Regions from separate parts of the Homo sapiens genome. Here region 1 is linked to region 2. A link is a loop called in an ENCODE intact Hi-C map of the cell type or tissue named here. Cell type or tissue: transverse colon. All regions are shown on one strand. Each heading gives the region's core, and the rest is flanking DNA. Links, peaks and the distances in the headings are about the cores only. Region 1 overlaps FSIP1 (fibrous sheath interacting protein 1). Region 2 overlaps FSIP1 (fibrous sheath interacting protein 1).

What was found. A loop is a pair of places that touch in the nucleus more often than their neighbours do. Peaks named below come from ENCODE experiments on the same cell type or tissue, not always from the same donor. Only the 100,000 strongest peaks of a DNase experiment are listed, where the experiment ranks them.
Region 1: a loop joins it to region 2, with 2.9 times the contacts of the local background. A loop is called at or near these places in 8 of 110 quality-filtered maps.

What each region holds. Positions count from the first base shown.
Region 1 is chr15:39,605,288-39,613,628 of GRCh38, forward strand. All of the region lies in intron 11 of FSIP1 (fibrous sheath interacting protein 1), which reads right to left. Among named protein-coding and RNA genes, the nearest start is that of THBS1-IT1, 23 kb to the left of the region's middle. In transverse colon, for the core only: no CTCF peak of the experiment used is centred there; DNase peaks (open chromatin) are centred at 4,104 and 4,468; H3K4me3 peaks cover 1,750 bases; H3K27ac peaks cover 2,402 bases.
Region 2 is chr15:39,647,548-39,655,888 of GRCh38, forward strand. The region is part of intron 10 of FSIP1 (fibrous sheath interacting protein 1); the gene reads right to left. Among named protein-coding and RNA genes, the nearest start is that of THBS1-IT1, 66 kb to the left of the region's middle. In transverse colon, for the core only: no CTCF peak of the experiment used is centred there; a DNase peak (open chromatin) is centred at 3,477.

The DNA.
Region 1 (8,341 bases), core at 62-8,061, 43 kb before region 2:
GATTTCAGCAAGTCTGGATAGGTCCTTGGACACAGCTAGAAAACAAACAAGCAAAAAACTCCCCAGATGATCTTGATACTCACTGTGGTTAGGAATAATGCTCTGCAGTTTGTAACAGGGCTTCTCAAACTTTATTGCCGGGAAGTATCACCAGGGATCTTATTAAAATGAAAATTCTCATGCCTTAGGTTGTGGGTGGGCCCTTAGGGGCCCTGCATCTCTAACAAGCTCCCAGTGGTTGGATTGCACTACAAGCAGAGGAGACTTACAACATGGAATGGAAATTCAATGTCTCCAAAGGACCAAGCCCATGAAGTAGAGAGGGCTAGGTGGGGGCTGTGTCCTCTTGGAGAATACACATGCCTTCTAAGGGGAGCATCTGCTACTCAGCTCCCGTGGGTGGTGGTAGAACTTGCTGATTTGTCAGAAATGTCAGAAATCTAGCCTTTTATGGAAAAATCTCCTGACAATGTTCAATGTTAAACGCCATGTAAGCCAACCAAGTCCAGTCCCAGAGCTAATCATTTTATTTGAATGTTCTCATTTGATCCTCATTACAACCCTACAGGGTATTAAGCCATCTTATATGATAGACAAGGAAACCAAGGTGTAGAGGAGAGAGAGAGAAATTAACTAACTTACCTAAGATCTCCATCTAGCAGCAGAGCAAGGATTCAAACCCAGGTCTTCCCTACCCAGAACCCATGTTCCTAACCACTAGGCCACTTCCCACTGGTGGGTGGTAGGCCACCCTCCCTCTGCTAATCTAGGTTCTAGCTTGGGATTCTGCTACTTACTTGGACTCCCTTAATTTGGTCCTTTGAGTAACTAATCTGCTCTTTGGTTTTATGTTCACAGTTTCAATTTAGAGTGACCAACCATTCCAGTTTGCTAGAGACTGAGGATTTCCTGGAACATGGAACATTCAATGGTAAAACCAGGACACTTCTGAGCAATCCAAGACAGTTGGCCACTATAGTTTTCATTTAGGGGTATTATTTTAAAAAGAAAACAAAACTTACATGACTCTTGTTGCATTTACTATAGGCTTTTAAACTGACACACAATTGTACATATCTATGGGATACACAGTGATATTTTAATACATACAATGTCTAGTGGTCAAATCAGGTAAATTGCATACCCATCACCTCATTTATCAATTCTCTGTGTTAAGAACATTCAAAACCTTCTCTTCTAGCTATCTGAAAATATATATTATTGTTGACTATAGTCACCCTACAGTGCTATAGACTATTAGAACTTATTCCTCCTATAAAGCTATAATTTTGTATCCTTTAACCAATAACTCCCTATCCCTTCCTCCCTGCTAACTTATACAATTTTTCAAGAATACTGTTCACTCAACAGGTCCAACGAGAAATTCCACTTTGTTTTTCTTAAAGAATTAGTGCAGTTCTGTCCCCATTTTTTACTGCACAACTGATTTTGTGTCCGTTTTTGCCCTATTTTACTATGTTTGTTATTTGCTAATACCATGTTCATCTTTATTTTATGAATTTCTGTTAATAATTAGCTCAAATGCTTAGTAGGAAGGGAGAATACTATACAAGCATAGGTGGCTTTTGCTTTGATTACCTAGAAAGCAACTCAGTATTAGATAATTTGATTAAATACTAGACTAACTCACAGACCTGATCCTTTTTGCTTCGGAAGTGCCAGTACATTCAGGATTGTCTCTGAGGTTAAGTGTGACCTGACAACACTTAATCCCCACTCTCCTCATGCTCCCACAAGGAGGAACTTGCAGTGGAAGCATCCTGGCCTCACTTCACACCCTCCACACTGTCCGTGGGAAGCTAAGTTTGGGAGATGAAATGGCATGCTCAGCTCAGCCCCTGCCTCCTCAGGAGTCAGCACCCAGCTCCCACCTGACCCTGCTCCCCAAGGCTCCATGCTTCGCTCCTCCACCCTATTGGTTTTACATGGACAGGTCTCCACAGATGATGCCTGAGATTTTCCATCTCTGCCAGTGACTGGGTGAGTACGTTTATTTTAAAGGCATAGCATTGGAAGCCTGTCTGGCTGCCCACCCGGATCATGACAATCCTCTACATTTCATTAGCAATAAAGCGAACCTCCTTGATCTCCATTTGTCAGAATCTATCTCTCTCTCAGTCGGTTCTGACCTGGGTGGGGAAGAGAAGAGTGCTAGTTATTTGTCCCGTAAAACCCCAGTAACTAGTGAGTACAATGCTGAATTTACTGAACCTTGTATTCAAAAATTCAAATAATACTGGTTACCATGAAGCTTAAAGCACAAACATTGATAATGTGTTTCACATTGAAAATTTTTAATACAACTGATAGGCAAATCCTTATTTTTCAATACCACCATTTAAATTGGTCTTCAAGGTCACTGAGTTTGGTTTTAGTTTTGAAGCCTTATCTGACTCTGCCTTTTAGAAGCACAATTGAAATAGTTGGAACAGACCTCAGCACATCAAGGAAAAGACAACTACGTATCAGTAATACTTGCTATTGAAAGAGAAAACAATAAATGGCTTTTCTTATTTTCTTCCTGTCTGCTTCCAGAAATCTAATCCGAATCACACTCTTGTGTATCTATTTCCTGAGAAGGAGGTAGAACAGAAATGTAACAGCCAAACACGCAGCAACTCCTCATTAGTTATGTCTTCAAAGGGCTTTTTGTCAAGAAAACTGACACAGCATTCAGTTTTGATGCACACTTTTGTAGAAAGCACATAATGGACAATTTAGTATTTTAGAATAAAATTGATCAGCAAGCTATTTTAATAATTATAAATAATGAGGTTAGTAAAACTCCAACTTCAGATATTCTAACATGCTCAAAGTAATAATGTAAGACCTATTCCTTAGAGCTTATTATGTAATAAACAGAAAGTAAAATATGGTTCACATATTCACACCTAAGACACCTTAATCATAGTCACAGGGTTAATTGTTATAATTGCATATTAACATTATCTGGTATAATCAGAGCCATGTTCTATGTCTCCATAGCTTCTTTCCATTAAGTCACATTAAGTTCCAATTCATTCCATCTTGTCATGCTCTACCCAGTGACAGATATGCATCAGTGTGACTCATGTTCACATAAAAATAAAGTCATATCTTAGCAAATTACTTTTCTAAACCCCCCTATATATGGACTCCATGGGAATGAGATCCCATACACAAGAAATGATTGCATCCAATTTTGTAAGTTTGATTTCAGAAGTCAGAGGAGATTCAGATACTTTCTAATAAAAACACTTTATCCAAAAAGAAGGACAATATACTTCAATTTCAGAGTAGAACAAAGTTTTCACAGTTCATTTATTAAATGAAGATCTTTGGTGTGAAGAAAGCAAACCACACCCATCTAACTGAATTGCATTTGTAAGTGAACTCTGCTGCTAAATAAAAACATTACAGCTGGAAGTTCTACTCAGGAAGATGGCAGAATGGGTGTTGCTCAGCTCCCATACCCCCAACAAAAATCCAACCAACTATTTACAGACAAGAATATCTTCATTAATACTCCTGAACTCCCTGAACGTGAAAAGCTGAGACACCCCCTTGGACCACATAACTGAAAAAAGCCTCATTCAAGGGGTAAGTGGAATAGAGGAATGGTTTCACTTTGACCACATCACCACTCCCCCAAACCCTGCCACACCTCAAGCCAGCACAGCACCACACACAGAAGATTCCCCTGGGCCCAGAGTTTCTACAGTGGGAAAAGAGAGAGGCAAACATTCAGCTTCCCCAACATTCTGGGACCCTGAGCAGGAAGCCCACTCATTATTATCTCCCGGGAAACACTGGGAGTACAGGCAGGGCTAGACCACCTAGGATCAGCCAGAAACAAAGAACAAAAGTGAGACTCACAGAAACGAGCACATGGATCTTGCAGTGGCTCTGCATTCTAGCCAATGGAGGCACTCCACCAGAGAAACTGGCCAACAGCATTAGCACTGTCCTGCAGGAAGTATAGTCAACTGATCTGCCAGGCTTCATTCCCTAGCCAGCTTCCCCACCTAGCTCTGGTGCTCTCCTTAAGCCTTCCCCAGGCCAGGCAGCAAGGGCAGGTCAGTGATTACCTAAGGAGGGTAGCAACGGGCCCCACCCAACCCCAGCAGCCAACTAGCCTAACCCTACCAAGCCTTCATGTTCTGCTTAAGGCTTGCCAGGCTAGGAGGCAAGTGCAGGTCAATGAATGAATATCTATGGACAAAAGTACCTGGCCCCACCCAACCCCAGCAGCTGCATGGTGACCCCACAAAGCCTCAGTGCTTTGCTTAAGGCTTCCCTGAGGGAAGCCTGCATCCATGTGTTTCTCTAGACGATAGCCTGGCCCATCCTGAATGGCTGAGCACAACAGCAGAAACCTCACCCAGTCGCTGAGCCCAGCACACAGACCTGCCCAGCTACAGATTAAAAACAGCAGTACTTCCCAGCCAGGGAAAACAACATGCAACCCTGTGCAATCAGAGGCTATTACAGAGCCCAGCCAGTAGCTCCACCTTAACTGTGGAGTCCAGCTAGTGATCTGTCTCATCAGACCACAGAGCACAGCCAGAAGTTCCACTTGACCTCAAAGAACAGCCAGCAGGCTGGCCCAACAGCAACACCAACAGCAAGGTGTACCTGTCTGGGGTTGTTACCAGCTGGCCTATCCATAATCAAATGCTAAACTAACTAGTGAAGGTCTACCACTGTGAAAGAAAACCTTCAAGGCCAAAAGAGGTGGCCATTTCCTCAAATGTGTAGACAACAAGGTTTAGAAAGAATCAGGGAAATGTGACACAACAAAAAGAAACTAATAAAGCCCCAATAATGGACCCTGAAAAAAATGTAGAGCTATGAAAAAAGAATGAAGAAAGCCTACATAAATCTATGGGACACCATCAAGAAAACTAACTTTCTTATAATAAAATTCTAAGAAAGATATGATAAAGAAAAAGGCCCAGAAAATATATTTAAGAAAATATGGCTGAAAGTTTCCAAAATTTGTGGAAATATGACAACATCCAGGTATAGAAAGCTCAGAGATCTCCAATTAAATTCAAGCCAAAGATGAGTGCACCAAGACAAATCATAATCAAACTATTAAAAAACAAAGACGGTCAGGCGCAGTGGCTCATGCCTGTAATCCCAGCACTTTGGGAGGTCGAGGCGGGCAGATCACGATGTCAGCCTGGCCAATATGGTGAAACCCCATCTCTGCTAAAAATACAAAAATTTGCTGGGCATGGTGGTGCGTGCCTGCAGTCTCAGCTACTCAGGAGGCTGAGGCAGGAGAATCGCTTGAACCCAGGAGGCAGAGGCTGCAGTGAGCCAGGATCATGCCACTGCAGTCTAGTCTGGGTGACAGAGCAAGACTCTGCCTTAAAATAAAATTAAATTAAAATTAAAATAAAACAAAGACAAAGAATCCTGAAAGCAGTAAGAGATCAGGAATGTATAATATTCAAGGGAGTCCCAAAACAGCAACCAGCAGATTTCTCAGCAGAATCCCTGCAAGCCATAAAAGGGTGGGATAATATAATCAAAGTGTAGAAGAAAAACAAAACTGGCAACCAAGAATACTTAACTCAGCAAAGCTATTCCTCAGAAATAAGGGATAAATAAAAACTTTCCCAAACAAACAAAAACTAAGTAAGTTTATCACCACTAGGCCTGCCTAACAGGAAATGCTAAAGGGAGCTAAGCTGAAATAAAAGGCTCCTAATTGATACATAAAACTTATAAAAGCAAAAAGCACTAAATGGTGTAAGTAAGACATAGTCATATTCAGAATAATACTGTAAGGATGATGTGTAAAGGAATTTTCTCTGTATTATGAGAGTTAAAAAACAAAACTATTAAAAACAAATGCAGCTATAATAAATTGTTAAAGGAATCCAAATTACAAAAAGATGTAAAATTTACATCTAAATCATAAAAGTTGTCGGGGGGAGGGCGTTAAAGTATTGAGATTTTATATGTGATAAAAGTTATCAGCTTAAAATAGCCTGTTATAATAAGATATTTTGTTGTTGTTTTTTTTTATTTTTTAAGGAGATGGAGTCTTGCTATATTGCCCAGGCAGGGCTCAAACTCCTTGGCTGAAGTGATCTTCCCACTTCATCCTTCCAAGTAGATGGGACTACAGGTATGCACAACCATGCCCAGCCTGTACAAGATGTTTTATATAAACCTGATGGTAAACACAAATAAAAACCTGTAATAGTTGCACAAAATATAAAAGGAAAAGATTCAAAGCATACCATCACAGAAAATTATCAAACCACAAAGGAAAGTAGCAAGAGAGGAAGAAAGAAACAACAGCTCTACAAAACAACCAGAAGCAAATTACAAAATGGCAGTAGCATGTCCTTACCTATCAGCAATTACCTTGAATGTAAATGGATTAAAGTCGCTAGTCAAAACACATAGAGTGGCTGAATGGGTTGAAAAAATAGTAATAAAAGGCCAACTATATGCTACCTGTGAGAGACTCACTTTACTAGTAAGAAAATACATGGACAAAGTGAAGGGATGGAAAAGTTACTCCATGCAAATGAAAACCAAAAGAGAGCAGGGGTTAGCTATACTTATATCAGACAAAATAGACTTTAAGTCAAAAGCTACACAAAGAGACAAAGAAGGTCATTATATAATGATAAAGGGATCATTTCATTAAGAGGACATAATTGTAAACATATACACACCCAACACTGGAACACCTAAATACATAAAGCAATTATTACATGATCTGAGAGATAGACTGCAATAGTATAAGAGTAGGGGACCTCAATACCCCACTTTCAATGATGAAGAGATCATCTAGACAGAAAATCAATAAGAAAACATTGGACTTGAATTACACTTTAAATCAAATGGACCTCACATTCATATACAAAACATCACACCCTACAGCAAGAAAATACACATTCTTCTCAAGCACACATGGGACATTCTCCAGGATAGGCCACAAAACAAGTCTTAATGAACTCAAGAGGATTTTAATCATATCAAGTATCTTTTCTGATCACAGTGGCATGAAACTAGAAATCTATAACAAGAAATCTTGGTGAATTCACAAATATGTGGAAATTAAACAACATGCTCCTAAACAAACAATAGGTCAGAGGGGGGAAAAAAGGAAATCAAACTATATTTTGAGACAAACAAAAATGGAAACACAACATATCAAAACTAATGGGATGCTGACAAAAGCAGTTCTAAGTGGGAAATATAAAACAATAAATGCTTATTATCAAAGAAAAAATCTCAAATAAACAATCTAATGTTAAACCTCAAAAAACTAGAAAAAGAACCAACTAAGTCCAAAGTTAGCAGAAGAAAGAAAATAACAAATATTAGAGCCAAAATAAACAAAATGGAGACTAGCAACAATAGAAAAAATCAACAAAACTAAGAATTGGCTTTTTGAAAAGATAAACAAAATTGACAAACCCTTAGCTAGACTAACTAGGAAAAGAAAGAAAGAAAACTCAAATAAATCAAATCCTCTGAACTCATCACACCATCATGTAATGGGAAGATAATGATTATGACCATATTTTTGTCTCATGATAGTTTTAGCTTATACAAAAAGTCTTAATATAAACGACCAAAAATAAAGAAATGCTTAAATTATGATACATCATAAGATACATTGCAGCCATCATAATGAATGATTTAGAAGAATATTTAATAACACAGAATGCTCAAAATATAAAAGAAAAAAATATCAGAATATATTATAAGAAGAATATGAAGACAATTTAAAATACACAACTAGAAAAAAGATGAATGTTAATATTAACAATGAATAGGTCTGGACAATGATTTTATCTTCTACACTTTTCTGTATGTTTCAAATAGCCTTCAACAAATTTACATTTGTTGTGCGATTAGAAAGCAATAACAAATACTTTTTAAAGTCTTTAAGCTCAAAACTTCTGCTTATTTAAAACAAAACGAAAATGAAATGAAAGAGGAGACATTACAACTGATACCAAAGAAATACAAAGGGTAATTATGTAAAATTATATGCCAACATATAATAACCTAGATATTTTATTGGATAACCTAGATGTGAACAGATTCCTGGACACATACATCCTGCCAAGGCTGAATCATAAAGAAACAAAAATCTGAACAGACCACTAATGAGCAAGGAGGTTGACTCAGTAATAAAAAGCCTCCTATCAAAAAAAGGCCCAGGGCCAGATGGCTTTACTACTGAATTCTACCAAACATTTAAAGAAGAACTAATACCAGTGCTTCTCAAACTCTTCCAAAAAACTGAAGTGGAAGAAAGCCTTCTGAACTCATTTTACAAGACCAGCATTACCCAGATACC
Region 2 (8,341 bases), core at 321-8,320:
CAGAAGAGACTTGTGCTACCCTTTCCACATCTTTTCTACCCCATGACATCACTGGTATGTTACTCAGATTTTGGTGTTTTCTAACAGTCTCAGGACATAGGAAAAAAATTTACACTTAAAGCTTCAGAACAGCCATTCAAAAAATTATCACTTAATAGAATGAAAACACACATGTACCATGAATAGGAGAGGGAAGGCATTAAAAAAAAAAGACTTCTTAAGGTCAATTTTCCAAAAGGTCTATGTTTAAATGTTCTAACAAAATCTACTGCATAAGGACAAATAGATATTAAACTGTTATATTGGGAAAAATACTGCATGACATAGAATGTCTGAAATCCAAAAATAAATTAATATCACTACGCTTTGCCCTTTAATCAAAAGTAAGTTAGTCACTGGTATTTAATGCACACAAGAATCTAGTATAACATGGACACATGAAGGGGAATATCACACTCTGGGGACTGTGGTGGGGTGGGGGGAGCGGGGAGGGATAGCATTGGGAGATATACCTAAGGCTAGATGACGAGTTAGTGGGTGCAGCGCACAAGCATGGCACATGTATACATATGTAACTAACCTGCACAATGTGCACATGTACCCTAAAACTTAAAGTATAATAAAAAAAAAAAGAAAAAAAAAGAATCTAGTATAAAATTGCTACCAAAAAAAAAAAAAAGAAAAATTAGAGAAACTTGAGATTGTACTGGCAGCTTGAAATTTTCTAGAATTCTAAATTTTAATTTTAGTCTCTACCTTAATATAAGATATTTGCCAAATGTCCATAGAATTGAAGGTTTTGTACTACTCACTAACAATATATAATGTTTGCTTAACTTGGGTTTGATGTAGACCAGTGGTTCCACAAACTAGATCATAACCTTAGAAGGTGAGACATACGCATCGTAAGTTCTTAAAAGTTCTCCAGGTGATTCTCATCTGCCGTGGTTGGGAACCACTGACACAGACCAATGCTTTCCAAGACCCCACCTTGTTAGGAAAAGAAAACACAAGTATAGCAGTTAAGAACCCAGGAGTAACTCAGAAGAAGTAAGTTAAACAGATTTTTAAAATTATAGTGATGTAAATAAGATACTAACATTGGTGCCCAAAAGTAAAGGTAGGTTGGAAATGGTGAAATGTGTGATGTAATTGGTAGTTTGGGGCCTATCAGGGAGACTTCTTGGGAAAGTCTTAATTATAAACTGAATTATAAAGGTCAAGAGTCAGTAAATCACAGAATAAAGAGGCAGGCATTTTAAAGATGACCCCTTCAAATAATCTGAGCATTCAAGCCACCAAGTAATAATGACTATAATTATCATGTGTTCTATCTTTATTTTATATCATTATTTAAAAAGGAAAGCTATTTCAGACTGGGATTTCTTGTGCAAAGTTTTTTTTTTTTATTTGGGTTTTTTGTAACTTATGGAAAATATTTCACCCAAAAAGGAATGGAAATCTTTATCCAGCCTAAGAGTGAGTGGAAGAGAACTAAGCAAACGGAAACAACCAATAGCTCAAAAGCTGAGTACCATAAACACCTACACATTTGACTGGACACGATTTCAGTCTTCTTTAAGAGGAGGGACTTAAGAGTCTTAAGAGTTTTCAGCTGGAATAAGATGTATAAGGATAAATTATGTTTATTCACATAAACTGTTTTGCAATATGAAAAGACCAAAAACACCTGTAAAGCCAGTGTGGCTCCCACTCCAGGAACTCTAGCTGGTAATGTTTCCTGACAGAGTAATTTATCCTAAATTTCACATCCTGCAAGCATAAGGGTCAAATATATTTTAGTCATAAAGACACTATAAGTTTCCGAGTAGAAATGCTTCAAGTTTTCAATCTCCAAGAACATTTGTCCCACCTATTCTGATAATACTTTACTATCCCTTTGTTTTTCAAGATACCAGAAATGACTGAGATGGAATTTACTCTAGCTTACTTCTTATATTTAAAAAGATCTCTTGCTTTTGCATTTATCTAGGCACATATAAAAATCAATATGTGACCTACTACTACCCAGACAGAGGTTAGCATCATTTTCTAAGGCTCCTTGCTCTTCACTGTACTTTGGTCTTTTCCATCCCTGCCTGACTCTACACCACTCTCAGGCTATTCTTCCCAGACACTTTTTCTACTCTGCCGTCGTCCTCTGCCCAGGAACCAACAAAGCGTTCCCTGTCGGATCAAGTCCTGAACACTCAGCTTGACCCTCTCTAATCAGAAGAATCTGCCTCTTCAACTTTATTTCCACGTTCCCCAACCTTTTCATTCTAATTAAGCCAATATCCCGATTGCCTTCCATAGAAATCATGTTTTCACTCACATACCTACTCAGTAAACACTTATTGAGTGCCAGCTGAGTGTCAGGCCTCGTGCTCATTTCTGGCCCCACACTTTTGTTCCTGCTGGCCTGGCTCAAATGCCAAGTCCTCCACAAAGCTCTCTTCAGCTGTGCTGATTCCCCACTCAGCGTCCTTATCCTCGGGATTCCCCACATCAGCATTCGCAACCTGAACTCACACAGCACTTTTCTAGAATACTTTCAGACATTCTGTTTCAAATAAATTTGGAAACTCTGGTTCAAACTCAGTTGGACAGGTTTCTCTACTATGGAATTCTCAGAGGCTTTAATAAGCTACCATCAGTTGTGAATTCCTAAGAGGGTTATATAATATTCAGAATTTCACAAAATTCCTTGGCCATAAAAATTTTACAGTATAATTGCTGAAATCCCAGGACAATCTTATTTGGGAAATGTTGCCTACTATTATTTAAAATTGGTACCACACAATTTATCACTTAATCACATTGCTGGCTATATGGTATCATCCTGTTACTTCTCTGTCTTCTTTCTATACATCTTTGTCCTTTTCAAATACCCAAAATATTAAGTCCTCCCTTATGACTAAAAGTAAAGAGTAAACCAAAAAATACTGTCTCAACCCTTGGGGAAAGTTTTCTAATATGTATTTATTTACCTCCCTGCCTTAGTAAGCAGTACAATCAATGGATCTTTGATGGCTGAGACAGGTTGAAATGGCAAAAAGACAACAGCACCACTTTTGAAAACGACTTTATGTAGACCACCTCCCTGGCCTCAGCGTCCTCATCTGAACAAGAAGGGAACTTCCCAGTTCTGACGGTCTATCGTACAGCATCTCAGCGTTGTGATTCTTAAATAAGTATTCACTGTACAATCCTATAAAGGTAAGAGCTAAACAATCAGATATCACCCCCAGAACATTCTTCGGAAGTCTCTGTGCTCTGCTTTCTTACTAATATAATAATAGCTTGTTTTCTTATGATTTTCCTCCTTCGAATAAAAACAATTCCTATTAATTTAGGTTTCCTGTCATTTGGCTTTGAGTTAACACAGGCTTTACTTGACAGGGAAGGGAATGACTCGGCAATCACAGCAACAGCCACACCTGCAGTGCTCCTTCGTTTCCCAAGTGCAGCCAGTAACTGGTCAGATGGAGTCCCAGAGGGCATGGGCCACAGAGAGAGGAAGTCATCTGATGGGAGGGTGGGCATGAACCCATGGACATGAACCCATGAAAAACAGCTGTCATGTGTCTCCATATCTAGTTATACTTCAGGTTCTAGTGGATGAACAACCAACCAACCAATTTGTTTTATAATGTAGGGTTTCCTAAGTTAACAAATCTTAAATTTCTTAAGCTTCCAGAGCCCACTGGAAAAAGATCATCACAATTCTAAGACTCTGGAAATGATGAATGTCAAAACAATCTCTATTCCATTATTCCAATAAATTTTGTGACATTGATGTGATTTTCACACAATGTTTAATGCAAAATGACAAGCAACTCAAATTTCCATATTATTCTTTTAACCATCTGTAAAAAATAGATAAATATGACATCTGGTGAAAGCTCTAATGAATGAAAAGTGCATTATTTCCTCCTCACAGCAGGTGTGTGACTTTGGGCAAGTTACTTCTCTAAGCCTCAGTTTTCTCATCTGTAAAATGGGGCTTATTTCATAGAGTTGTCCTGGGTGTTCAAAAAAATAATGTATTCAAAACACTTAACACATCATTGTGTGACTGTTATTGCTTTTTTGCTTATGGTTGTTGTTACTATGATTATCGTTTGACTAGTGTTATTGTTATAAAAAGGACAGTTAGAAAGAATTCTATTAAACCTCTGGAGATTACCTCACTTCGATTTGAAAGCCAATTCTTTCTGCACTGTTCTAAGTCAACCTATACAAATTGTTAGATACAAGTTGGAAAAGCCCATAAAATCGTGTGGTCTCTTTTGCCTTTAATAGATTCCTCCTTTCAACCACTACGTATCTATCTCCCCCAATTCACATCATCAAAGAAAGCTTAATGCAATTAAATGGGGAAAGAAGTTAAGATGAAATTAGACAAAGCCACATTAAAGCAGTCAGCTCAATTCTTGACACACAGATTGGAGGACAAATAAAGGGGTGAATGGAAGAGATGTTTTTCTTCCTAGGCAGCAGGCATAAGTTACACTCCCATAAATGTCAATAACCAGCTGTGTGACTCTGAGTGGGTTGAGAAACTATTAGAATAGATGACCTCCATAGTTCCCTTCCAGCTCAGCCTCAGAGCCCACACTGTTGCTTTCTGTAAAGTTAAGTCTGAAGGGGAGGATCGGGCTAAATATTACCATTTTAAAAAAGAATGCTAGTGCTATTCAAGAATGAAGTTTAATTCTCAGTCCTTTGGAATACAACTTCAACTCATTTACTTAGATAAATGCTTTCCAGTACATTTATTAAGAGAGCAAGAAGTGATGTTTTGATTAAAAGTGAATTCTAAACATTTGCTACATTCAGAGCAGTACTTTGTTAGTTATATTTTGAACTTGCATCTGTATTTATAGAAGCAAGTTCAACTTATATATATAGGACTAAGAGCTGTTGAAATAAAAATTTGCTATAGATTTTGCACATTTCGGGTGATTAATCAAAAGATTTCATCTACCTAAACATTTCTTTCCATTTTTTTTCTTAATCTTGGATCCTACTTATCTAAGCAGGCTTCCTTTCTACTGGATATAATTTCAATAACTTCAAAAGCAAACACAAAGTAATCTTATCTGTGACATTTCTCAAACACTTTTTTCTAAGTCTTTCTTATTTCATTTGTTATACACAAACCTAGATGGTGTAGCCTACTATACACCTAGGCTATATGGTATGGCCTATTGCTCCTAGGCTACAAACCCGTACAGCATGTTACTGCATTGATTACTGTAGGAAATTACAACAAAATGGTAAATATTTGTATATCTAAACACAGAAAAGGTACAGTTAAAAATATTTTTTTAACGGTATGCAGGCTGAATACAGTGGCTCATGCCTGTAATCCCAGCACTTTGGGAGGTTGAGGTGGGTGGACCGCTTGAGCTCATGAGTTTGAGATCAGCCTAAGCAACATGGCAAAACTCTGTCTCTACAAAAAATACAAAAATTACTCAGGCGTGGTGGTGTGTGCCTGTAGTCCCAGCTACTTGGGAGGCTGAGGTGGAAGGATGTCTTGAGCCTGGGAGGCAGAGGTTACAGTGAGTGGAGACCACGCCAGTGCACCGTAGCCTGTGTGACGGAGCCAGACTTTGTCTCAAAAAAAAAAAAAAAAACCCAAAAACGAAAAATGGTATGCCTGATTACTGATTAGGGCACTTACCATGAATGGAACTTGCTCTGGGTGAGTGGTGAGTGAAAGTCAAGGCCCAGGACATTACTATATACTAATGTATATTTTATAAACACTGTACACTTAGGCCACACTAAATTTATTTTTTAAATATTTCTTTTTTCAATAGTGAATTAACCTCAGCTTAACATAACTTTTTTACCTTCTAAACTTTTAAATTTTTTAAAACTTTTTTACTGTCTTGGTAATAACATTTAGTTTAAAACACAAACACATTAGCTGTACAAAAAAACTTTCTTTCTTTATATCCTAATTCAATAAACTTTTTTCCATTTGATACAGTTTGGCTCTATGTTCCTGCCCAAATTTCATCTTGTAGCTCCCCTAATTCCCACCTGTTGTGGGAGGGACCGGGTGGGAGATAATTGAATCATGGGGTCAGGTCTTTCCCATGATGTTCTCATAACAGCGAATGAGTCTCAAGAGATCTGATAGCTTTAAAAGGGGGAATTTCCTTGCACAAGCCCTTTCTCTTTGCTTGCTGCCATCCACGTAAGATGAGACTTGCTCCTCCTTGCCTTCTGCCATGACTGTGAGGCTTCCCCAGCCATGTGGAACTGTAAGTCCAATTAAACCTCTTTCTTTTGTAAATTGCCCAGTCTCAGGTATGCCTTCATCAGCAGCGTGAAACAGACTAATACACTATTTTTATTTTATTTTTTTTACTTTTAAATGGTACTGTTAAAAACTAAATAGAAACACACACATTAGCCTAGGCCTACACAGGGTCAGGGTCACCAACATCACTGTCTTCCACTCTACATCTTGTCCCACTGGAAGGTCTTCAGGGGCAGTAACAAGCCTAGAGCTGTCATCTCCTACGACAACAATGTCTTCTTCTGGAATTCCTCCTGAAGGAACTGCTCGAGGTTGCTTTGCAGTTAATTTATTTTTTTAATAAGTAAAAGACTCTAAAATAATGATTAAAAGTATAGTATAGGAAATCCATAAACCAGTAATATAGTCATTTATTATCACTGTCAAGTACATACTATGCATAATTGTATGTGCCATACTTTTATACGAATGACAGCACAGTAGGTTTGTTTACACCAGCTTCACCACAAACATGTGAGTAACCTGTTGTGCTGTGATGTTACAACAGCTACCTAGTCACTAGGTGATAGAAACTTTTCATCTCCATTATAATCTTATGGGACCACCGTCGTATATGCAGTACTTCAATGACCAAAACATCCTTATGTGATACCTGTGTACTAAATGTTTGAAATATTGCAACTCAGCAGAAATTTTAAATGGATCATTTATAGAAAAACTGCTAGAGCTCTTTGAGAGACAATAAATCCAATTCAGTCTGCCCAGTCAGAGCAAAGACAACCCCTTCAGAAGTTTTAAGAGGAAGCAAGAGCATATATTCTCTCAGATATAACACGTATATTCGTTTTTCAGCAGTTGCAGGACTACTGGCTGGCTGGAGCTAGTTCACAAGGACAACCACATCAGTCAGGAAGACCTGTGACCCAATGGCTCTCATGTGCTCATGGACTAAACAGGAAACAAAATTCTGCGACCCCAAGTATGGTAAATGATGAATGGCAAGAAAGCAACTGGTCTATCTTCTGATCATGTAAATTCCTTTCCTTTAAAGGGAGGTTTGTCTGCCCAGAGGCTTAAAGGCAAATCATGAAATCACGTGTCTTCTGGAAAAAGACACACCAGCTGATAAAAACATGGTTTCTCCAATAATCAGTTAAAAACATCAAAATATTTATAATTATGTGCTATTGCTTGAGCTGGCATTCTCTATTTCTCATCACTTTCATCAACCAAAGTTTATTAGGGTATGGAAGTTGATAAAACTTAGAGAAAAATCCCAAGGAAATTCCATGTCTTTTGTGTTCCCTCAAACTGAAGTTTTCCCAGTATCTGTTTTCTCCTTATTGGCAATGGTGAGAAGGAATACTATATGAAAAGAGATTTAAAATCTATCATAGACTTTGTCATATGAGAACAATCCTTTCTGGAAAAGAAATGTAAACTTACAGGGATTTCTTAAGGGTCTCCATGGATATACACCATCCCCCTCCTCCAGTAGCTGTTAGCTTTTATGTGCAAATGTACTGAACTAGAGACCTATTATATCAAAAGGACATTTTCATCCTAGAATATTTTTCAGAAAAACAAGCCTCAAAATGTAACTCTTCTGTGCAGATGCAATCACCCAATCAATTCTTCTGCTGATTCAACATTCTAATAAGACTAACAATCCATTCATTCATTCATTCATTCATCCAGCAAACATTTATTGAATGCCCACTACAAAGTTCAGTGTTGTAACGACTGAGGCTCTGAAAATCATGGCTCCAAAACTCAAAACCTATGAAACCTTGGATAAGTTTCTTAAACTCTCAAGTTTCGGTATCCTTATTTAAAATACTAGTTGCTGGTATGCAGCTACTTTTTATGAACCAACCTAGAGAAACCCCATCCTCCTTATTCAGATGCCCTACTGGGAGGAAGGTGCGTGGGTCAACCTAGAGGAAGACTATGATATATTTTGAAATGATCTTAGGATAGGACACAGAATCTCAAGCAGGTTGCTCTGGATCTTTCCACTGTTCCAAGAACAAGGATCACTCACCAAGGCACTAAATGCAA